Regions from separate parts of the Mus musculus genome. Here region 1 is linked to region 2. Evidence: chromatin loops called from intact Hi-C (ENCODE). Cell type or tissue: heart. All regions are shown on one strand. Each heading gives the region's core, and the rest is flanking DNA. Links, peaks and the distances in the headings are about the cores only.

Evidence for each region. Peaks named below come from ENCODE experiments on the same cell type or tissue, not always from the same donor. Only the 100,000 strongest peaks of a DNase experiment are listed, where the experiment ranks them.
Region 1: it touches region 2 in a loop (11-fold over the local background); 1 of 42 quality-filtered maps calls a loop at or near these places.

Annotation. Positions count from the first base shown.
Region 1 is chr15:98,657,209-98,669,672 of GRCm38, forward strand. Ddx23 (DEAD box helicase 23) reads right to left here and starts at 5,681. Exons shown (of 17, transcript NM_001080981.1): 1 at 5,615-5,681; 2 at 1,022-1,227. The coding sequence starts at 1,227. Rnd1 (Rho family GTPase 1) reads right to left here. Exons shown (of 5, transcript NM_172612.3): 5 at 11,997-12,464. In heart, for the core only: a CTCF peak has its summit at 7,188 (motif pointing right); a DNase peak (open chromatin) is centred at 5,723; H3K4me3 peaks cover 1,684 bases; H3K27ac peaks cover 1,234 bases.
Region 2 is chr15:98,824,675-98,837,138 of GRCm38, forward strand. Prkag1 (protein kinase, AMP-activated, gamma 1 non-catalytic subunit) reads right to left here and starts at 6,834. Exons shown (of 12, transcript NM_016781.2): 1 at 6,756-6,834; 2 at 1,014-1,059. The coding sequence starts at 6,764. Kmt2d (lysine (K)-specific methyltransferase 2D) reads right to left here. Exons shown (of 55, transcript NM_001033276.3): 51 at 12,401-12,464; 52 at 10,508-10,793; 53 at 10,234-10,307; 54 at 10,042-10,150; 55 at 6,995-9,918. The coding sequence ends at 9,826. In heart, for the core only: a CTCF peak has its summit at 6,720; DNase peaks (open chromatin) are centred at 6,307, 6,837, 8,807, 10,817 and 3 weaker places; H3K4me3 peaks cover 2,613 bases; H3K27ac peaks cover 3,775 bases.

The DNA of each region.
Region 1 (12,464 bases), core at 2,487-10,486, 170 kb before region 2:
GGAGAAAGCCTGTTCTTTGCCTGCTCGACCTCACCTCGCTAAGTCCACTCCTTCCCCGAGTCTACAGAGCAAACTGACTACTACAGCCTCTCACTGAACTGGAAAGTCACCGTTTTGGCTAACCTGGCTGGCCAGTGATCTCGAGGAACCCGCCTGTCTCCTGGATTACGGCACCCACAGCTTTTCACTTGCACACCAGGGATCTGAGGTGTTAGGGCCTTATGCTTACCACTGAGTGATCGCTCTGTCCTTCAACCTAAACCAACAAAACCCCTTATATGTGTGTTTGCCCACAAGTACCACATGTGTGCCTGTTGCCCAAAGAGGCCAGAAGAGGGCACTGGATCCTCTTGAATTGGAGTTACAGGGAGCCGTGAGCCACCATGTGGGTGTTGAGAATCCTACAAAGTGAGCCTGGGCCCCCTGGAAGAGCAGTCAGCGCTCTGAGCTGTTCTGCCACCTCTCTCCTTCTTTCTTTTCCTTTCTTTTCTTTTCAACAGGATCTCTCAGTGAACCTGGAGCTTGGGGACTGGCTAGGATGGCTGGCTGACTAGGCAAGCCCTGCCAGCTGGGATTGCAGGTGCATGCTGTCACATGCAACTGCTTACCTGCATGCTCAGGCCCCTAACTCCGGCCTGCGCACTCACATAGCAAGCGCTTTACACTTTATCACTGAGGCCAGGCTTAACCCCTAAGAGCACAGATCCTGCTCTTAAGATCTTCCAGAGCGATGTCGTCATACTATGTTTTAGTAGCAAGGGCCGATCAGGGGCTGTGAGAACAGCTGAGCCATGTGCCTCGACCATCTGCAGCTGCCCCTTACAAGCTCATTTTCAATCTTCAGGAACTGGTTACTCAGCAGCGTATCATGGGAAGACCTATGACCACAGCCTCAGGAGGCTGGCAGAGGAACCGTAAGTTCCCGTCCACTCGGGCCACTCAAGTATGAAACGCTGTTGCTTAACAGGACAGGTGCCAAGCATCCTCCCCTCCTAGTGTAACAGACAAAGAGCCACTTTACCTCTCTACAGACTTGGAACGGGACCGAGAGCGAGAACGGCTCCCTCCTCTACGCCTATCCCGTGAGCGATGCCGCTTCCTATCTTTAGATGGGGAGGACTTCCGGTCCCGGTCTCTATCGCGATCTCTCTCAGGAGTCCGTGATCGCTTCCTTTCCTCCTTGGGTGATGCGTCTCGGTCCTTTTTGTCAGCCAGTTCTCCTGCCATCTGGGTGAGAAAGAGGTCCTCATTGCGTCCAGTTCAGCAAACCTCAAAGCTAATGTGTGTGTTAGTGTACCTGCTTCTACAGGTACATACACAAGCTCTGATTAGCAGAGGCCTGGTAGGTCCTCGTGAAAAGCCCATACTTCTTCATTACATGAGACTGTCTCCCTGTGATTTCTTCTTACAGATTCACCATTCCATTGTTGACACAGGGCTAGCCTGGACTATTATCTCAAAACCAAAAAGTAACCAACACCATTTAAAACACAAGACACCAGCGGGGTGGAGAGTGGGGACATCCTTGTGGAGAAGGGTGGGGTGGGGGGATGAGGTATGGGATATGGAACACATGGAGGATGGACAGGGAATAAAATCTGGAGTGGGAAAAAAAAAAAAAAGAAACCACCAGAGGAGAAACAAAATATTTTACTCTGATTTAAAGAAATGCACTCTAGGGGCTGGGGAGCCGGCCTGGTCTATAAGGTGTCCGTCCACTGCACAAGCATGAAGGCCACAGCCTGGACCCCGGTGCCCATGTGAGGAACCCAGTGTAGTGCATGCACCTGCAGCCTCAGTGCAGCCTGGCCACAGATGGTCCCTGAAGCCCAGTGGCCAGCCTGGCCAAGTTGCTCTGGGTTCAGTAAAACCTTTGTTTTAAAAGGTAATGCAGAGGGCCACTGCGGTGGATATGTGGGTGAAGGTGCTCGATACCCAGTCTGACAAGCTAAGTCTGATTCCCAGAACTTAAGGGGTGGAAGGAAGAACTGACTCCAAAAACTCATCCTTTGACCTCTACATGTGCACTGTGGCAAATGAGTGAGTGTACACACACAACATATGGTAGACAGTGCCCTCTGATGACAACTTCTGAACTACACACACACACACACACACACACACACACACACACACACAGTACCTCTAGTTAAGCAATGGGAAAAATGTGAAGGGTGCATAAGACCTCCAAGCACATTCTTTTCTTTTCTTTTTTTTCTTTTGGTTTTTCGAGACAGGGTTTCTCTGTGTAGCCCTGGCTGTCCTGGAACTCACTTTGTAGACCAGGCTGGCCTTGAACTCAGAAATCCACCTGCCTCTGCCTCCCAAGTGCTGGGATTAAAGGCGTGTGCCACCACTGCCGGGCAAGCACATTCTTTTCAATGGCCTGGGAAAGGACAATTATTTCAACATAACAACACATCAAGCAAGGGAAAGTGTCTCAACTAGAAGTTCCAGAGGTGACTGACAGACAGGCTGACAAATCTCTCCTCAGGTCCCACAGCCTGGTGGTCTGTCTTCTTCAGGCAGACGGGGCTATCTACTGTCTACTGTTCTGAGAGGTCTGAGCAGGAGTCTGATCTATTCCCCTCCCCCCTGGGGGTACACTGCACAGCATACCACACTGCCAACTGTTCTTTTTTTTTTTTTAAAGATTTATTTATTATTATGCATAAGTACACTGTAGCTGTCTTCTGACACACCAGAAGAGAGCATCAGATCTCACTACAGGTGGTTGTGAGCCACATGTGGTTGCTGGGATTTGAACTCAGGACCTTCGGAAGAGCAGTCACTGCTCTTACCCGCTGAGCCATCTCACCAGCCCCCTGGCAACTGTTCTTGAACTACAAAAACTAGTAATTATTTTATTCGCAGGTGACTGGGCTAGAGTATTGGTGTCCTAAGCATTTTGAGGCAATCCTTCTATCCAGTGCCAGTGACTGCCATATTGCCTAAGAAGGGAAAATGTTGGGCTGGAGAGATGGCTCAGCGGATAAGAGCACTGACTGCTCTTCCAAAGGTCCTGAGTTCAAATCCCAGCAACCACATGGTGGCTCACAACCATCCGTAATGTGATCTGACTCCCTCTTCTGGTGTGTCTGAAGACAGCTACAGTGTACTTACATATAATAAATAAATAAATCTTTAAAAAAAAAAAAAGAAGGGAAAATGTTAAGAATGAAAAAACAAAATGAACAAATAGCGTTTTCTGAAGGCTAAGATGACCTAGTTTTATCTCACAATTAACTAAAAAAAGTGAGAGACTGGTCTAAGTCAGTCTATCATGCATTTCACAGTATGTCTCTCCTACAGCCCTAGGAAAACAGCCCATCCTTGGGTTGTTTGGTTGTTTTTTTTGTTTTTGGAACACCACCTTTCTATGGTGGCACTTGGCTGGCCTGGAACTCACTATGTAGACCAGGGTGGCCTCAAATTCACAGAGATCTGCCTTGATCTGCTTTTAATCCCAAGTGCTGAACACCGTCTAGTGCCAGGAGCTGTTCTGGGTCCTGGAGACGACACCGTAACTAACACAAACTCGCTGACTTCATGAAGCATGAGTCCAGTGTAACACTGTTTCAGCTACTCAGAGTGAGCTCCAAACAGGGAAGGAAACGGAGTAACATGATATGGAGAGATGAAGAAGAGGCTCTTGGGGAAGACGTCTTAGGTTGACATTTACACTGAGAGCTGACAGTGGAAGAAACAGCCATGGGATGATCAGGAAAGAGAGCTTACAGATGGAGCTGGCAAGCACTGAGGGAACAACCAGCTCTGCACGTCGCTCTCCAGAGACTGTGGCTAAGGGGTACAGACCCGCACTTGGGAGGCAGAGGCAGGCGAATTTCTGAGTTCGAGCCCAGCCTGGTCTACAGCGTGAGTTCCAGGACAGCCAGGGCTGCACAGAGAAACCCTGTCTCGACCCCCCCCCATCTTCCCCCCCCAAAAAAGACAAGGTCAGGGGCTTGGAGAGATTGGTCAGTGGTTAAGAGCACTGGCTGATCTACCAGAGGACCTGAGTTTGGTCCCCAGCATCCACATGATGGCTGGCAAGCAAGCACCTGCAATCCCAGGGGATCCTGACGCCTTGCTGTGACCTCCTCAAACACTAGGCACTCAAGTGGTGCACAGACATAAACACATGAAAAACACCCATACATACCACCACCACCCCAAAAAACACAAGAATGAGGAGAAGTCAAATCATGAAATTGTTAGAAACCAGGGCAAAGGTGCTTGGATTTCAACTTAAAACCAAGAGTAGGAACTAGAGATTTGGGGGGGAAGTGGAAGTTACTGGTGACTTTCACTACAGCTGTAGGGAAAAAAAGGAAAAGGAAAACAAAATAAAGACAGGGGGCTGGGGAGATGGCTCAGCGGTTAAGAGCACTGACTGCTGTTCCAGAGGTCCTGAGTTCAAATCCCAGCAACCACATGGTGGCTCACAATCATCTGTGATGGGATATGATGCTCTCTTCTGGTGTGTCTGAAGAGAGCTATAATGTACTCAATCCACTAAATAAGTAGATTTTAAATAAGAAAAAGAAAGAAAGAAAATAAAGAAGACACTAAGCTTGAATGGCGTTTGTCTGGGACAGAATGAGAACTGTCAATAGAAGCAAAATACACTGTTAGGGGCCCGTGCAAAGGCATGTGACTCTCAACGTCATCTCAACGAGAACATTTGGAGAACTTTAAGCAGAGTATAATACGACCAAAAATTACATTTGAAAAGAATTACTCTGGTGACTTACAAGGAAATATGTAGACTTGGTTTTTGTTTTTTTTTTTTAATTACAGAAAATGCTTAATAGTCTACAAGTGTAATCATAGCACTAGGAAGGTGAAGGCAGTACTGAGCGTCCAAAGACAAAATGGACTAGGCTGCATACTGAATTCAAGGCCAGCTTAAGCTCCAAAAGACCCGGGCTCCAAAAGACCCTGGCCGTGCTTCCCAGTTCTCTGTAGGGCAAAGGCCAATTGTTTTCATTTAATTGTTCATCAAGCGCTACTATATATGCAACATTCAGCTGTAGGCCCCGTGGAAACTACAAAATGAAATTCTGTCCACAGGAAGCAGCAGATGGCACAAGACACGCCAAGATAAGAACGTTCAGGCGAAGAATCCAAAGTTGCCGGTCCTTTCCATTCGTAAAGAGGATATGGAAGGGCCCACAGAGGAAGTGGCTCGTTTTAAAGTACGAGTAGAATTTGAAGATGTGCAACTGTGGGTTAGGGTTAGAACTAATCTCCGGCCGAAGCACTAGTTGGCAACCCCGAGCCGGAAGGCATGGGGTGGGTTCTGGGAGCACATTAGAGTTCCTGTCTGGCCGAAGTAAGGAAACAAGAATTAAGTCAGACTGACGTATAACAAGGGCGATGTCCACGGGCCAAAGTCTAGGCTCATAATACAGTCCTGGAAGTGGCCTGTGCCCTGGGCAGCCAACACTGCTCCCGGGGCCCGCGCCCCTTTCACTCTTGCCCGCCGGAGCTGCCCTGGCTCGTGCCCCTTCCCTGAGGCGTTCTTCCCCTTCCGGGCTGAGGCTACGGCTATCTTCCCGCTCCTCACCCACTCTCCAAACTCGTGGGAGCCGCCTCCACCGCCAAGACTCACCACCCCGCGCCTGAACCGCCTAACGCGGCCTCAACGTCGCCGAACAGTCGCCATCTTTCGCGTTTCCAGATCACGGAGGAGCACCCAGGCCGCGCGGCAAGCCGGGAAAGGGAGTTCCTGGGCCTGCACCACGCGAGCTGACGAATAGGCCCTGAAAACTACCAATCCCAGAATGCACGGCGCGAGGGCCGGCCAGGCCGTAAGGTCTTCTGGGTAATGTGGTTTGCCAAAGGTTCGGTGTTTGTAGGAGAAAGAATTTTCCAAGTGTTGTCTTTCTACTTACAAGGTTCTTCCGCAGCAGTCTTTCTGGAATCTTCTAGTAGGTATTGCAGTTGATTTCAGTCAAAGCTGGCAGCTTTCAGCGAGAAAGTTTATACGGTAACAAATAATTTGCTTTTTTTTTTTTTTTTAAAGATTTATTTATTCATTATATGTAAGTACACTGTAGCTGTCTTCAGACACACCAGGGAGTCAGATCTCATTACGGATGGTTGTGAGCCACCATGTGGTTGCTGGGATTTGAACTCTGGACCTTTGGAAGAGCAGTCGGGTGCTCTTACCCACTGAGCCATCTCGCCAGCCCCCCCCCTTTTTTTTTGAAAAGTGTTTTTTATAAAAATTGTGAGAGAGATTATTGCCTCCGTGGATGAATGGAAGATAATGAACTAAAGATTAGTTCACTGGAGTAGCTTAGTACTTCACAATGAAGGTAGTACAGTTTTCACAGTAGAACTACTCCAGTCACAGGAGTAACCTTGGGGCCCCGGCAGGATGAATGCCTGAACAACCCCAGGGTACCCACTGTCCCCCTACTCCCAATAAATAATAAACTAACATTTCAGAGGTTTCCCTGGAAGGACTTCCCCCTCAAGTATCTTACTATTTATTCAACATTCCTCATGGGACCTTGCTTCCTCGTTTCCCTGGTCTTCAGGAACTGCCCACTTGGGCTACTTGTTATTGTTGATGTCTTCCTTCAGGTTCTCCATACATCAGTCCACCGAATTTTTCTTCTAGTCGTAGACCCACTTCCTTTCTCTTGGGTTCAAACAGTACCGTCAGCACCCGCTGAAACAGAATACAACATTGTGCGAGGTAGGATGGTTGAGATTAACCAGGGTACCCACTGCCTCCTTTTACATTTTCCATCCTCGGGTTTGCTTTAATCCCACATAGTTGTTGGTCTTTCTACTTTAAATTTATTCTATTTTTATCTGCATTGGTGTTTTACCTACATGCATGTCTGTGTGAGGGTGTCAGATCCCCTGGAGCTGAAGTTATAGACAGTTGTGAACTGCCCTATGGATGCCGGGAATATGAACCTGGGTCCTCTGGAAGAAAAACCAGTGCTCTTATCCACGGAGTCATCTATCTCTCTAGCCCCAGGTCTGGTTTTTCACTCTGGGTATTTTTTCAGTTCTCAAACAGGGTCTCAGAATACACCCTAACTAAAAAACTCAGCTACGCTGACAGTGGCTCAATGTCCTATAAGGAGACTTTTGGAGAGCTCTTGTAGCCTCTGATATTGCAAATTCTAGTGCAGGGAGGACTTGGTCAGTCTGAATCTACTGGGTATAATGAACACTAGAGGGCTCTCCACTCTCAGAATTAAACCCTAACACCACCACCCCCCCTTTTAAAGAAAATAAAAAATAAAAAGGAAAGAAAGAATTTTTTTTTTTTTTTGTGGTTTTTCGAGACAGGGTTTCTCTGTATATCCCTGGCTGTACTAGAACTCACTTTGTAGACCAGGCTGGCCTCGAACTCAGAAATCTGCCTGCTTCTGCCTCCCTAGTGCTGGGATCAAAGGCGTGCGCCACCACGCCCGGCAGAAAGAAAATTTTAAAAAAAGAAGAAAAAAATTCACACACAAACCAAAAACTTGACTGACCAAGGATTGGTTGGAACTTTTAAAACCTTCCGTTATTGTTTGACAGTCTTCCAAGTGTCTGGCTCCAGGCTTGACACTTAGGCTAAGGCTTCTTGTGTTAGTCATCATAAAACTATGAACTGCGCATGACCTTAGTGATAAGGAAAGTATAGCTCACTACATCTCCATTCCAAGTCCACAAAGTTGAAGAACAGAAGGGGATCTGAAGCCCAGGGGTTCACTTGATCTCTGAGACCTTACCTTTCCTTATTTCAAAATACTATTCTGTATACACATACACAATTATTGATTATTTAGATTTATTTATTTTGGTTGTATGTGTATGATTTGTTGTTTTTTTTCCTTTTTTTTTTTTGTCTGTATGTATATATGTGAACCATATGGAGTTTCGGACATAAGGAAGCCAGAAGAGGGTGTCAGGTCCCCTGTAACTGGAGTCACAGAGAGTTGTGTGCTGCCATGTGGGTGCTGGGAATCAAACCCAGACCCTCTGGAAGAGCAGCCAGTGCTCATAACTACGGAGCCATCTCTCCAAGTCCTAAATGAACACTTTTTTAAAAGAGTAAATTGAGGGGCCGGGGAGATGGCTCAGCAGTTATGAGCACTGACTGCTCTTCTGAAGGTCCTGAGTTCAAGTCCCAGCATCCACATGGTGGCTCACAACCATCTGTAATGAGATCTGACGCCCTCTTCTGGTGTGTCTGAAGACAGCTACAGTGTACTTACACTTAATAAATAAATAAATCTTTTTTTTTTTTTAAAGAGTAAATTGAGACTCAGAAAGTTGAAAAGGCTTGTCTGAGTTCACAGTGGCCCTCTCCTAGTGCTTTGTCTGAGTTCACAGTGGCCCTCTCCTAGTGCTTTGTCTGAGTTCACAGTGGCCCTCTCCTAGTGCTTTGTCTGAGTTCACAGTGGCCCTCTCCTAGTGCTTTGTCTGAGTTCACAGTGGCCCTCTCCTAGTGCTTTGTCTGAGTTCACAGTGGCACTCTCCTAGTACTTTGTACTTCTCAGGACACAGCTAAGAAAGATACCAATCTGCAAGATTGATTTTGCTTTTCTAGCTCTCTTACAAATTATTCTTGTGACTATTGTTGCTGTGTTTGTGTTGGGTGTTATGTGTATTGTGCGTTCATGTGTATAGGCACAGGCTTGCCACACACATGGAGATCACATGATAACCCACAGTCTCAGTCCTTGGCTGTCTGTCATCTTGTTTCCACCTTCCATCACACTGTGAAGGTGCTGCGATTATGGACATGTAGCAAGGCAGCTTTATGTGGGTTCAGGGATTTGAACTCAGAAACTCATGTGTGCAAGGCAAGCACTTTAACCACTGAGCCACTCTCTAGCCCTCAAGATTATATTTAGTAAGGATCAAGGCCAGTTTCCTATTTAGCAACATGGCTAAAAATAAAGGGTTCGTGTAATATAGTTAACAGTGAGGCTAGGTTTGAATCCTGACTCAGTCACTAGCAGTATGATATTCTGCATATTATATACTATATATAATATAGTATATGCATATATGTGTTAGCATATTATATAACATTATTATATAACATATTATATACTATATGAATTTTATATTATATGTGATCGCATAATACATATACCATATAACATGCATATTATATAGTATATAGTATTTTTTGCATCATTTATAAAACAAAAATAATACTCCTTGCCTTACAGGATGAGCTAGAAAGGCACTTAAAAGTTATATTCTTGATGCATGCCTGTACTACCAGCACTTGTGATGTTAGAAATATCAGCCATTGGTTCAATGTTACCCTTTGCTACATAGTGAGTTCAAGACCAATATAAGCTGCATAAGACCCAGGTGGTGGTTGTGCATACCTTTAATCCCAGCAATGGAGCGGGTGCAGAGGCAGGCAGATCTCTGTGACTTCAAGGCCAATCTGGTCTACAGAGTGAACCAGGGCAGCCAGGGGGAGGTACACAAAGAAACCTTGTCTCCAAAAACCAAGAAAACAAACCAAAACCAAAACAAGACCCAGTCTCAACTCCTACCCTCTCCACAAAATAAACAACAAACAAACAAGAAAAAAGCATATTATGTTGTCAAATATAGTGTCAAGTGCCAACTCCTCAGAAGGCTGGCCTGAGAGGACCATTGAGCCCAGAGTGGGAGTCCATCCTGGGTAACAACTCAACAGGGAGCTCCCTCAGAGAGAGAGAGCTCAGAGAGCGAGATTGAAAGCAAGATGGACAAGGAGGAGGAGAAAAGACAAAAGAGAAAAGAAAACAAATTTTAAGTGTGCATTTCAAAGCTAGGCTTGGTACCCAGGCATGGTGGCACAGCCCTGGAGTCCCAGCACTTAGCAGGTAGAGACAGGAAGAGCGGCTCAAGAAATTCCTCTGGTATGTTGCAACTTGAAGCCACCCTGGGCTGCAGCAGCTGGGCATAGTGGTGTGCACATCTTTGATACCAGCCCTCAGGAGGCAGAAGTAGGCAGGTTTTTGTGACTTCTAGGTCACCTGCGCTTATATATAGTAAGACCCTGTCTCCAAAAATGTTCTAGAGTTCTACATTTGGCTGCATGGCTTGGGCACAATAATCTCTCAAGACCTCTTTGCCTGTATAGCGAAATAGGCAATCGCTCAAAAGGTTATCACAGATAATATAAAGTGCTCTGACACACGGCAACACTAAAACAAATATTAACTAGTTTTCTTTTTGAGGTTAAGTTTGCTTATTTAAAGCAGATGCATCAAACAGGGCTGAAGAAGTAGTTCAGCAATTGAAAGCACCTGCTGTTCTTGCAGAGGACCTGAGTCCAACTCCGAGTGCCCACCTAGTAAGGTAGCTCACAATAACCTGTTAACTCCAGCTCCAGGAGTTCTTATGCCTCCGGTCCCCGAGGGCGCCTGCGTTCACATGAACACATGCATGTGCGCACACATGTGCACACGCGCGCGCACGCACATACACACACTATTAAAAATAAAATGAGGGGACTGGAGAAATGGCTCAGCGGTTAAGAACACGGACTGTTCTTCCAAAGGTCCTGAGTTCAAATCCCAGCAACCACATGGTGGCTCACAACCATCCGTAACAAAATCTGATGCCCTCTTCTGGTGCTTCTGAAGGCAGCTACAGTGATCTTAAAAAAAAAGCAAGATCCTTTTAAAGGACAGAGATGCATGATAAGTTATCTTTTGGAGACAAGATCTTGCTACATCATAGGGTAGACTGGCTCCTGCCTCCGTCTCCTAAGTGCTGGGCTTCCAGGCATAAGGTATGTGATAATTTGTATATGCTTGGCCCAGTGAGTGGCACTATTTGGAGGTGTGGCCTTGGAGTAGGTGTGTCACTGTGGGCGTGGGCTTAAGACCCTCACCCTAGCTGCCTAGAAGTCAGAATTCTGCCAGCAGCCTTCAGATGAAGATGTAGAACTCTCAGCTTCTCTTGGATGCGGCCATATTCCTGCCTTGATGATAATGGACTGAACCTCTGAACCTGTAAGCCAGCCCCAGTTCAATGCTGTCTTTTATAAGACTTGCTTTGGTCATGGTGTCTGTTCACAGCAGTAAAATCCTAACTAAGGCACACCATCATACTTAGTCGTAGTAACTTTTTAAGATTTTTTTTTAAAATTTTACATATATGGGTGTTTTGTCTGCATGGGCGCCCACATGCCTGTGGTGACCATGAAGGCCAGAAAAAGGCATAAAGTTCTCTGGAGCTGCAGTTACAGATGTCAGCCACTGTGTGGATGCTGGGAACAGAACTTGAAGTGCTCTTAAACTCTGGACCATCTGCCCAGCCCCCATAATAACCTTCTATTACTTCTATGAACCTTTGAGAACAAGAGGTGCGAGTCGCTAAGGAAGAGATGTTAAAACTGAGCTACCATCAATGGATACTGGAATTGGAAAACCATCAGCAAAAGTCACCTCTCCCTGAACTCAGGAAATGGGAATCCCAGGAGCCACCCCTAGGCTTTGAACTAGTCTGTGCGGCGCCTACCCAGCAGCTTGACCCTCTATTTGAGGCGAGCTTTCTCTCTTCAGTCTCTGTAGGGTAGTGGTTTTCTTTTTTTTTTTTTTTTTTTTTTTAAATATTTATTTATTTATTTATTTATTTATTATATGTAAGTACACTGTAGCTGTCTTCAGACACTCCAGAAGAGAGTATCAGATTTTATTTCAGATGGTTATGAGCCACCATGTGGTTGCTGGGATTTGAACTCAGGATCTTTGGAAGAGCAGTCGGTGCTCTTAACCACTGAGCCATCTCACCAGCCCCCCACTGAGCCATCTCACCAGCCCCGGGTAGTGGTTTTCAACCTGTGGGTCTCGACCCCTCTGGGTTTGCCTAACAGGTATTTACATTACGATTCACAACAGTTGCACAATTAAAGTTATGAAGTGGCAGCAAAAATAACTTGATGGTTGGGGGTCAGCTCAGCATGAGGAACTGCATTAAAGGGTGGAGGCGTCGGGAAGGTTGAGAGCGCTGCTCCTAGTCCTCAGCAGGAAGTGATTTTATCCAGAGGACACTCAGCAATATCTAGAGACATTTTTGGCTGTGACAATTGAAACATGCTACTCTTATCTAGAACCGGGATGTCAGGGCATCATACCCTACATAGGACAGCCCCTTATAAACCACCATTCTCACTTCCACAGTATCAGCAGCCTGACGAGAAGGAAGCCCTACTCCAGGGCCAAGGACCTCTTTCTTGGCTTAGCAGGATGCAGGTGGGATTCAGAGAAGTAGAACAAGATGCTAGGGGACCCTGGAGACAGCCACTGTAACTCCTAGAAAGGGATCCAAGACAGCTTTTCCGCCGGGGTGTGGTGGTCCATGCCTTTAATCCCAGCACTTAGGAAGCAGAGGCAGGCAGATTTCTGAGTTAGAGGCCAGCCTGGTCTACAGAGTGAGTTCTAGGACAGCCAGGGCTATACAGAGAAACCCTGTCTCAAAAAAAACAA
Region 2 (12,464 bases), core at 2,826-10,825:
AGGCACCACCCACAGTGGGCTGGGCCTCCCCCATCAGTCACTAATTAAGAAAATGCTCTATGGCCCACAACCCGACAACCCCACCTTATGGAGGCATTTTCTCAGCTGAGGCTCCCTCCTCTAGGGTGACTCTCTAGCTTGTGTCAAGTTGACACAAGAGCAGAGAGCGCTGCTACAAGTCAGATTTAAGCTAAGCCTGGCCTGGTCCACAGGGGACAAAAGAAAAGTAAGCTCCTAAGACACCCGGAAGGCTCAGTGTAGGAGGCCCACAGTCTAAATAGTAAGAGCCACAGAACTGAAAACTGTCACCGCAAGCAGTCTCAGGCTGATGGGGTGTGGAGACCAGGAGGAGGGTGCCGGGTGTCCACTGTCGCTGTCCCCTCTGGGGTGTAGGAGGAGTGGGACACCTAGCTTGTCATAGGGTTATGAGATCTGATTTCCAGTCCTCACAACTGCACAGGAAGAGCTTAAAACCCTGAACCATCTCTAGAAATTTCTACTCGGGTCTCTATTTTAATCTTTTTAGAAAAATGTATGTCTCTCTTTTAACATATGCAGTGTTCTGCCTGCATATATGCCTGCATGCCAAAAGAGGGTACCAAATCCTGGTACAGATGGTTGTGAGGCCACCACATGGTTTCTGGGATTTGAACTCAGGACTTCTGGAAGAGCAGTCAGTGCTCTCAACCTCTGAGCCATCTCTCCAGCCCCGAATGCATGTCTTAATACAATAAAGATGATATGTCTCAGGAAGAATGGGGGTGCTCCTGGGCAAAATCCTTTCCCAGAGAGGCAGCAAGCTGATTCCTTCACTCGTCTGTGGACTGGGGTGTGAATCTAAGGTGTCACATGTGCTAGGCAGGCAGGTGTTCCACCACTGAACTACAACCCCCAAAACCCTGCCTCTGTCCCCAGGAGAACCCCAAGAGACTGGAAAGTGCCACTGAGGACCAGGTCGGGCTCTGGCTTTCACCTCAGTTTCCTGGACTCGGCTGGTTTCGCGGTAAACATACCTTGAAAGTGTTCATTCTCTAGAGCTGGCGAGCTCTCTGCAGCAACCTAGAAGACAAGAGAAGCACAGTCACCGTGACTGAGACTCCATCTTAGCACCACCTTAGAAAAAGGCTACTTGGAAGACGTAAGTGGGAACATCATGAGCCTGAAGCCAGGCCAGCCTGGGCTACATAAGCAAAGCTCCATCTCAAAAAGATTTAATAAAAAAAAAAAAAGGAAGAACAGGAGGAAGGGAGGGAGGGAGGGAAGCTGGTATGGTGTAGGGAGAGAGAGAGAGTATTGGCTTGTGAACCAATGGTTTCCTTTAGAAAGCACTGCAGGACTCTTCAAGAAACATTAGTTCAGTTGAGGACGGTGGCACCCACCACTTAGGAGGGTGAGGGAGAGAGGATCAGGTTTGAAACAAGCCTTGGCTACACAAGTTTGAGGTTAGCCTTGGCTACATGAGACTCTGTCTCAACATTCTCTTGAAAGAAGAGCAGAAACATATTATCTCATTTAGTTGTTTGTTTGGTTTTTTAACAACCCTGAGGTAAACAATGTTATTAACAGTAGGAAACAGAGACTCAAGAGTCAGTAAGTAGCTGGTGTGGTAACACCTTTAATCCCAGCACTCTGGAGGCAGAGGCAGGCAGATTTCTGAGTTCGAGGCCAGCCTGGTCTACAAAGTGAGTTCCAGGACAGCCAGGGCTATACAGACAAACCCTGTCTCGAAAAACCAAAAAAAAAAAAAAAAAGTCAGTAAGTAACTTGTCCAGGCTCACACCCCTGCTAAAAGATGAGGTGGGTAGGGACCTGAACCCTGATACAACACACTGCTAATGGTCTTGGTTGGTTGGTAGTGTTTCAACACGTAGGCTAAGCTTAAACTTAAGTTCCTCTTGCCTTATCATACCTGGCTTCAGGATTGCAGGTGTGCATTACAATGAAAGCAAAACATCTAGTCTAAACCAGCTGTGGCAGAGCTTTCGAACTTGGTGCTCTGGAGGCAGATACAGGGGGATGGTAACAAGTGTGAGATCAGCCTGGTCTACACAGGCTAGCCAGGGCTACAACAGTAAAACTCTCAAAAATCCCAAAGCAAAACCAGAGTTAAGACTAAGATATCTGAGCTTAAGGTTGATGTCAAAAGCTTCTCACAGATCTAGTTCAATAGGACAAGAGCACTGCACACCTCTAATCCCAGTGCTAAAAAGGCAGAAAGCAGCAGAGGATTACAAATTTGAGGCCAGCCTGGGCTATGATATGGATTTGGGCAAGCCTCAAACCCACATAAATGCCCTAGATAACACAGCTTTTCCCAAATACTCACAAATATAGCTGTGGCACTAGAGTCATGGTCATACCCCTTACTACTTCGAGAGGGACATGTCTGGGGAGATCCAAGCAGTACCCAAACAAGCAAAACTTGGATGATAAGGACCATCTGCAACTGGGGGCTGGGGCTCTCTCAGCACCCTTGGGAATCAAAGGGTTGGATGCAGAGTTTCCTTTCCTGACAAAGTCTGAGATAAAGGCGATCTTACACAAACAAGCTTTCACAGAGCTCTCTCTGTGGAACATTCAGAAACCGCATTGCTATGTAGGAACCAAGCGATCATCAAAGTGTCTACTGTCATTCATACTTTGGCTTTGTCTGCTCTGGGCAGTGTGTCCTACATAAACTTAAACATTACTTCACTGTTACAGTTTGTGTAGTTAAAAGCCTGGGGTTGAACCTAAAGAGTCAGCTGGGAAACAGGGTCCAGGGGGCAAGACAGCCCTAAATCTCCTTCCAGTATACCAGGTAGGAGACTAATTCTCTCTTTTCTCTGGGCTTGATAAAACTATCAGTCGGCTCTGGCATTTTTTTTTGACAAGGTTATTGGAATGACAACAGCCTCACTGTTTAAAACTGGAGGGCGCACTTCCATGGTAAAGATGCACACAATAGCTCTCACACGCGACACAGGGCGAGCAGCTACTTCTGAAAGGGCTGGTACCTATCTCACAACACACAGGGCGCTGTGCTACAGTGTATTTTGCACATTATCTATAGAAACAGATTATAAATTCCCAGAAACCTTCAATTATCTTATATGTTGTACTTGACTCCCCTATCATTGGGCATAATTTACACTTAAAAAAAAATCTCTAATAATGGTGTAAACAGATATGAACAGAAACCTAAGACCGAGAGATGGAGATGCCCAGCCAGAGATACACATATCTCTTACACATAAGAGTCAGCCTCAGTGCTAGTTTCTTTTCTGTTGGTGTGGTAAAACACCCTGATAACAAGCAATTTGCAAACGGGCAGTGGTGGTGCACGCCTTTAATCCCAGCACTTGGGAAAGGCAGAGGCAGGTGGATTTCTGAGTTCAAGGCCAGCCTGGTCTAGAGTGGTGGTGGTGGAGGAAGCAATTTGCAATTTGGGGGAGGGTAATTCCAGGACACGGCCCATCTCTGTGTGGAGGTTACAGCAGCAGGAACTTCAGGCAGCTGAACTGAAGTCGAGTGGAGGGGAATGAATGGACGTAGTCTCTCTTGCAGGCTTTGCTTGCGGCACCGTTTCCATTCTCCACTCATTCAACGCTGGACCATCTACCTAGAGGATGCTGCTGCTCATGGCTGCCAGCTAGTTCTTCCCACAGCACTTAGCTAAGATAATACTCCAGACATGCCCACAGAAAACCCCTCATTGAGGCTTTCTTCCCAGGTGATTTCACATTGTAACAATCTGACAAAGGTAACAGTCAGACACAATTAAACAACCACCACAGAAACAATTAAAACACAACTTCACCCTTCCTGTCTGTGGGAAAGTTATGGCCACTCCCCTCTTCCTTTAATAAGACAGGGCTGGTATGCACTGTATTCCCAGTGCTCGGGAGGCACAGTTAGAAGAATTAGGAGTTCAAGACCAACCTCAGCTACAAAGTGACTTCAAAGGTTAATCTGTGCTACATTAGACCCTGACTCAAAACAATAACAAAACACCCAAAACAAACCATCTTAGGGAACCAAAAACATCATTGTATCACACACGTGCAAAGTATTACTACAGAGAAGGAGGCTAGATCCTACCTAAGACACAACTGCTTTCCAAACTCATGATCTATGTTCAAATGTTACAAAGACTATCTAAGCACATAATCTATGAAAATAGATTATAAATTCCCAGAAGTCTTCAACTATCTTATACTTTGTATTTGACTCCCCTAACAGGGAGTACATAATTTACATAATGTACATAATTTGCAGTTTAAAAAAATTCTCCAGCTCGTAATACTAAAGTATTACAAATATCTGTCCTTCGAGCCTGTTCTTAGCCTGTGACTTTTGTTTTTTGTTTTTCGAGACAGGGTTTCTCTGTGTAGCCCTGGCTGTCCTGGTACTTACTCTATAGACCAGGCTGGCCTCAAACTCAGAAATCCTCCTGCCTCTGCCTCCCCTCCCAACTGCTGGGACTAAAGGTGTGCGCCACCACGCCCTCCCGACTTGTGACTTTCGGTTTGTTTTTTTTTCCTCAGTGCAACTCTGCCATCTTTCCAGTGCCTGGGACTGTAGCTCTGCTTCCCTTAGAGGTACGTCAGGTTCTGAGGTCAGAAATGCCCCAAACCTGTCTGTTTTCCCAGCTGCTGCTCACCGTGCACCAGCTGTAAGCTTTCCTGAACTTTCAGTGAATGAGTGCATGCCCAAGGCAGTGCTGAGCCTACAGCCTTGGGCATGCAAAGTGAGGAGCCCTCCTGTAAGCTACACCTCCACCTGCCCAGAGTGCTCCGCCTTAGCCAGCATCGTTCCCTGCTCCACACCTATAGCCTCCTTGCTTTAGACTTTGATCAGGTTCTCTAGCCAAAGTAGCTCATTTGGAGAAAATACCTCCCAAGGCCTGGAAGGTGGTTCAGTGAGTAAAAGAGCTTACCCCATACGCCAGGTGACCTGTGTTTGATCCCCAAATCTACATTAGGGTAGAAAGAAAACAACTCCAGAAAATGGTCCTTTGCCTCTGCATTCCTTCCATGCACCTCCCCACTCCAACTCTCACTCACTCTTTGTCTCTGTCTATCTCTCTCTCTCTTACACTTCAAAATAAAAGAAAAACCAAACAAAACAAAACTTCCTTTCTGAAGTGGTTTCGTCTATTCACAGAAAGCTGTTAAGAATATTCTCAAGCACACCGCCTGCCTTGCTCATAAATCTCCCACTGGCCCCCTTACTATAAAAGCCCACAGCCCAAGCGAGTGATGGCTCATAGCCACACTGTGCAGACCATCTGAGCTACCTACTGAGACCCTGTCTCAGAGAGAGAGAGAGAGAGAGAGAGAGAGAGAGAGACTTCCAACTTGGTTTTAGCCACCTTTTCTTACACTATCATCAAAATCTAGTTTCAACACTACTGAGCCATGGGCTGAACTCTGCTCCTAGGCTCACTGTAATTTCTCCTTCCTTTAGTCAGGTGTCTGTATCCTAAGGACACCTTTAATCCCAGCACTTGAAGGCAGAGGCAGGCGGATTTCTGAGTTCTGAGGCCAGCCTGGTCTACAGAGTGAGTTCCAGGACAGCTGCCAGGGCTACCCAGAGAAACCCTGTCTCAGGGGAGGGGAAAAAAAAAAAGCCCTAAGGACAGTACTTACTACAGTCTACCTTAACTAACAGCCTTCCCGGTACCTCTCATCTCTGTCTCTCTGTACTCCAGTATATATAAAGCAAAGGGCTAAATTCGTAAATATAGAGAAAAGTTGCTTTAGAACTATATACTCACAGTTCACTTATAATGTAAATAATACATTTACAAGTTAGAAACGTGTTGTTTTAAATTTAATGTAATCAAACTACTTTTGCTGAGAATGCTTTCTCTGTAGAAAAACAAAATCCTTGGTTAGAGGACCACCTGCATACCATTTTACCACTTTATCCTTCCTTCTTTATAAACTAAGTTACACTATTCCTCTGCACACAAAGGGGCGGGGGGGGGGGGAGGGGGAGAGAATTTACTCCAGGCCAAGTAACTGACTCAAAGAAAACGCAATTCTAAGAAGAGCGAACCTGCAAGTATTACATGGATATATGGTGGGGGAAGACAAACCCCAAGCTGCCCTCAGAAGATACTCGGTTAAAAACTACGGAGCAGGAAGTCGATGGGAGGGCCTTCGGAGTGGCAGAGAAAGCTCCTGCGAATGAGGTCGGTCAAACAAGTAAGTAGCAGATAAACCTACCGCATCTGTAAAGAGCCGAGCCGACGGTGCTCGCCAAGAACGAGCTGTCAACACGCATGCACAGCGTCACTGATCAGGACACGACCTAAACTTGTCCAGGGGACACAGTGGCCTCCTGGATTCCTTCCTTCGCGGAAAATTCAATTCTCGGGCTTAGTAAAGGAATGGAACCTCGCAGGATGCCAACAATTGCTTAAGCAATCGCACAAACGGGGTCCTGGAGCTCCCTGCAAGCCGGGCTCGCTCACCTAATACGCGGGATCACAACCCCGCTCTCATGCAAACTTCGGAAAGGACTTGAGGCACTCATGGGCAGGGGGCTCCAAGCTCACAACCCGCTCCCTATCTCTCAGGGTACCGCGGACCCCTGGCGGGCGGGCGGGCGGGCGGGCACGGGTGTGGCCCAGACCTAGGAGAGGCGCCCACCCGAGCAGAGGAAGGGGAGTCCCGGACTCCAGCGCCAAGCCGGGCCGGCCTTCCCCGGCTCCTAGCGGGGGGTCTCCGGCTCCACAGCGCCCCCCGCCGCCCTCCTGCGCCACTCACCGACTCCATTGCTAGCGCCCGCCAGTTCCTCAGCTTGGAAAGCTCCCTGGCGCCAGACCCCGCCCCACATCCGGTGCCGCGCACCACTTCCGCCTACGTCAGACCCCAGCCGCAGGGCGGAAGGCGGGGAACCCACCCTTCCGGCGGTGGCTGAGCCTGGTTTATTGGGTAACCTTCCTCTCCCAGCTCTCCAGGACCTTAAGATCTGGCCAACGGCGAGGGTCATGGGACAGAGGCACTTGTATTTAAAATGTTCTTTTTTTATTTATCGTTTAAAAACAAACTTTGAAGAAGCAAAATCCAAAACTTGCCCTTTGCCTCTCGCAACATAAATTATGTACAGTTCAGAATGATCGCTGATACAAAACATGCCAAGGACAGGGGCGCTGGGGGTGGAGGAAGAGAGAGCGCTTTAAAAAAGGGAACCATTTCATCCGTTGTCACGAAGGACCAACCTTGCTGTACAGGATACACACAACACAAAAGAAAGTTCTTCACGGGTTCACACTTGTCAGCGATTTATTTTTTTTTAAAGGGGGAGGGTCCTGGAGGTGAAGGTAGAAGGTAAAAAGGGAGAAACTGAAAATTGAGTGCAAGTGTAAACCAACCCAAAATACAAACACAGGGGGCGGGGTTGGGGGTGGGATTCTGATGCAATTATACAGGCAGGGTACTTTAAAAAAAAAAAAAAAACCAACAACAACCAAAATTCCAACCTTGTAGCGTGGGTCTGAGTTATAGTTTATATAAAAATTAAAAACTGTATAAGGTTTCTTCACTAAATTCTACAGGACTATCGGATACCTAGCATATGCTTACAAAGTCTGCCCCTTCTCCTTTCCCAGTTCTAGGGCCCAAACCCCAACCAGAGCCTGACTCACAGGAGACCATCTCCCCCACCTAATGCCTAGACCGTTCAGCTCTGTGGCTTTGGGGACAGCAAGCCCAGGTTCCCACTGTCTAGTCTAATTACAATGGTTTCCGTGGGAGTGTGGGGGAGTTGTTATTCTCAAACATTTGCAGCTTGAAACAGTTGAGGAAGCAGCTTTAAAAAAAAAAAAAAGAAAAGAAAAGAAAAAAAAAAGGCCAGAAAAAAAAAAAAAAAAAAAAAAAAAACCCAAAAATCTCCCTACCCCCATCAATCCACAATCCCCCAAATTTAAAACAAAACAAAAACCTAAAATCACAACAGCAACCGCCCTACCCCTCCAGCAGGCCTGCCCATTTGCCACCATCCAGCCCATCTCTACAATCCAGATAATCTGATTCTTGAAAATAGTAATTACAAAATGCCCTCTGCCCACAGCCCCTAGGAGAGAACTGCATAGAAGCGTCATTTCATCCCCTCGCTCCACCAGAGAGGGGTCTGAGGCCTCACACACCCTCTACCCTACCGCTACCCGCAGGAAGAGGTTCGTCTGCAGCACAAGCTTGGGGGGGGAAAGGAAGGGAAAGGAAGATAAGGGCACCATCACCCTCTGGCTCCCCCTGGGGCCAGCTCACTTTGTGCGTTATAACATAGTCCAACTATACAACCCGGGTAAGAATCACCCAGCTTCTCTCTATACCCCCACCTTACAGCAGTCACAGCCAGGGGGTGGGGAGGGGGGGGGAGGAAAGGGCGGTAGGTTGGGTAATGGAGGGGGCCCCCCCACAAGGGGAGCTCCATGTGTCCGCCCCACACCCCCCTACCATTTATAAACTGGTTTTGTAAAAAGAAAATAGATATATTTATATAGAATATATAAAGCACAAAAATTAGTAGTTTTACATTTGCTCTCCCCGGGGGTAGGGGGAGAGGGGAGGGCTCTCACCTCCGGCCGGCTCCCCCATGCCCCACAAGACTATGTACAATCCCATGTATAAATAGATAAATACCCCCCACCCTCCCCGCGCTGACACTAAGCTCCCCACCCCCACATCACCACCCATTCCCACCAGACCAGCAGCAGTTTGGTGACTGAGGGCAAGTGAGAGCTCTGGACCACACCCGGCCTCACTGGGTATGGGCACGCCGCTCAGGGATAGCCCTCACCCTACCCCCCACACCCCGTCCAGGGGCTGGAGGGCAGATGGGCTCGGGATGAGGCTGGGAAAACAGGAGAGCGAGATCCTGGTCCTAGGTTTAGCACGCCCCTCCTGCCTCCATGTCCAGATGGAGAAGGAGGTCCTAGAGCAACTAGGGACCAGTCACCCCCAATCTTCATCACCATTTGCCTCAGCCGCCATCCCACGCCCATAATTAAAAACAAAGATGGATTTTTGTTGTTGTTATTGTTGTTGTTGTCCTTCTCCTACCCCCCTTCCACCCACTCAGACGAGGGCAGTGAGGTGGGGGAGAGAGTCAGGGCAGTAGGGGGCTCGGAGAGGGTCTCACATTTCAAAACAGCAAAAAATCCAACACTTAAATGAGGTAGGTGTGGGTGCGGGGTCTCCTTGCCCGGCTTGCCCGGCTTGCCCTCCTGGGCATCTGGCTGCCTCTTTCCCATCATGTTGCATTTGTCAGAGTGGAAAACAAGGAAACACAACCCATAGAGAGACAGAAACACAGAGGAAAAGAGGGAGACAGAGACAGATAGAGGAAGGGGATGGGGGTGAGGGTAGGGGCAGGACCCGGCAGGCAGGGCCAGGTGTGGGACCCGGCCTTTGGGATTGTCAAGCTTAGTCAAGTCTCTTTGCAGCCTTGAATTGGGCCAGCGAGGTCGGTGGAGGCAGCAGGGCTGTGAGGCCCGGCCGCACACCCCTCCCTGCTCCCTGACACTTCTGGGTAGTCCCGGCCCATATCCCCCTCAAACCTGAGATGCCCAGCGGCTGCTCCTGTCTGTCCCCTCCTGGAACTGGGGGCAGATGCCAGCCTAAGGGCCGGTGGCAGGGAAGAAGGTTGTCCCTGGTGCCCAGGGTAGGCTTGGCCTAGGGTCCTCCGCCCCAGCCTCCTGCTCCAGGGGCTCCGGTCAGCCGGGAGCCCTAGCCCTGGGTCCTGGCTCTGGCTGCTACCTCTCTTCCCCCTCGTCCCTTTCAGGGAGGAGGCGGGAATGGGGGGAATTCCCCTGCCTGGTAGCCTCAAAGCTTCTTAGTTCATCCATTTCCTACAGTTCCAGGCTCCACAGTGACAGGGGATCTTGTGCTGATCGTCCTCAAAGTCAAACTGATAGTCATAGGTCAGCTGGAAAGAGAAGGGGGACAGCGTCAAGGCAGGCCTGATGAGGCTGTAGGCGAGGGGCCCCGATTGATGGTGTGAGAGGGGCCGTGATGGTCCTGGGGCACAGGGTCAGGGCTCTCCTCTTACCTCCTCTCCTTTGGGGATTCGCCGGCTGGAGATGATAATAATTTTGTCCTCCTTGTCAAACGTCACGACCTCCGCTACACAGTTAGGGGCACAGGAGTGGTTAATGTACCTGGATGGCAGGACAGAGTCAGTGTCAGAGACAACAGGTGACACCCACATGGCCACCAGAGACACTTAAGTCCTTACGCTCACCTGGCAGGGCCTCCGGTCAACGTGGCGTCAATCACATGCTCGTTGTTTATCCGAAACATGTAAATACCGCGGTTCTAGAAAGACAGTTGAGAAGGAGGAACCTAGGTTAGCAAGCAAACCCGGCAGCAGGCTTAGCTGACATGACCGGCCCAATTTCTCCTGTCTTCTCCCTCCTGCACGGTTTTCCAACTGCCTCCTGGATTCAAACCTGTCCCCAGGCTCCTAGGCCGAGGGTGGCCCCTCCACCACAGCAGCCCCAGCCACCCCACAGTACCTGCTCCTCATAGATTTTCTCCCGCCGATTGGCCACCTCATTGCGAATGATGGTGCCGATGTACTCGATGACCATCGTGTGCTTCTCCAGGTCCTTGGCTGCATAGAGGCCGAGGCCCTGGATACGCGAACGAGCCAGATACACATTGTTCTTCCACTCGGTGCGCAGGCGCCGGTACTGAGATGACTTGGAGTGCACAAACTGCTTGCTGTACGGGGTGTTGGTCTCGCCTGTGAAGGTGCTCTGATACGCCTTAGACATGCTGGTGCTGTTCAAGGTATGGGGCCTGGGGGGGGTGATACAGTCCATGACACGACAGACCGAGCAGACCTTGCCCGCCTCCTCCCTAGGAATGTGCTATCAGCAAGTGCTACAAGTGCCTGCTGCTGTGCTGTGCAAGTGGAGTAGAGGCATCTGGGTCTCAGCTTGAACAGGCAGCAACTCCCTACTGGGACCCTTCTGGACACCCTGGGGAGCAGACAGCACCCAGGACAGGGTTAGGTACAGAGAGGGAAGAGGCACCCATTCCCCTACACTGAGCCCGCTCTCCCACCTCAGACTGTCTACACCCTCCTGTCAAACCATGCTCAATGCCACACTCTTGGAGGTCTTCCCCAAGGCCGGAATTTAAGCTGGCAATTTGTTGTTTAATCGGATTAAGTCCTACCTCTTGCATATACTGTAAGCCCTGAAAATGGGGGCCATCTGTACCACAGTGGCTCGATCTGAGTTTTAAGTGGCTGTGAGTTCACAGCCTGAAGATGACATCGTTGCCTCTCTTCAGGCCGCCCCGCTCTGCAGCATAGCATTGGGCTCTGTGCAGACAGCTCAGTGCAGGGGAAAGACTGCTGCCTGGTGGGAAGGAGCCTTTCACCACCCTAGGAAGGTCTTGCCCAGAGCAGTGGTTTTCAAACACTCCGGTGCTTTTCTCTTTATTTAGCAGATTCTTTTCTCCAACAAAATGTTGACTGTAACTCCAATCCACAGGTGAAAACAGGGCTCCTCTGGCTAAGTCCAATCTTACCAAGGTGTAGTTACACACACGGGCAAGCCTGCCCGCTGGCTTCCATGTGCTGGGGCTTTAGGAACAATGTACTTACAGTTTGAAAACCACTGTTGTAGAGCATCAAGGTCTAGGGCTAACTAGGGGTAGAGTGTTCGACATTCTATGACAGCCTTCGAGCCACCAAAGGCCTTCATGGAAAGCCTGCTACCGTGGGCTCTGCCTCCCTCTACCCGAGGACCAAGGTTAGGCTACTGTGGTACACAGAAAGACCAGAAACCCACAAGTTAAGAGGAGGGCCTAGTCCCAGCTGTGTGACCTTATCTAGTCACACAGTCTTTCTGGGACTCAGTTTTCTCAGCTATAAAATGGGATCATACCACCTGCCCTACCTACCTCATAAGGTTGTTGTGAGGATCAAATGAGATAATGGATGTGAAAACGCTTTGAAAAAAAAAGTATAAAGTGCTATACAAACGGAAGGCTGCAGTGCTTCTGTAGAATACTTCTAGTTATTTATTTCTAAACCAACTCAGATTGGAAAGGGAATGTGCCCTAGTCACTCAAGGGTGTCTGAAGTTTGGGAGGGTCACCGGCCCCTCTGGAAGCAAAACCAAAGAAGAAAGAAGTGACCAGCTCCCATATACGTTTCACCACTGTCGACCAAGAACCTCCCCAGCAGCCATTCCCAGGGTGCCCAAGAGAACTCTGTCCTGTTTCCCTGATTAGGGAAGAGGTAAGGGGTACCCCAGGAAATTTGTGTGCCTCTAATCAGGGCTAAGGGCGACTCCCCAGGTTCCTGGAAAGAACTCTGATCTGCATCTCAAACCCTCAGAAGGCAGCCAGGTCCTACCACACCTCCAGCCCATGGCCTAGCCGCACAAGCTCACCGTTTATAGTGTGTGAGGATTTTCGGTTCTGATCTGGCACAGCCGGTGGGGTTGATCATGAGCG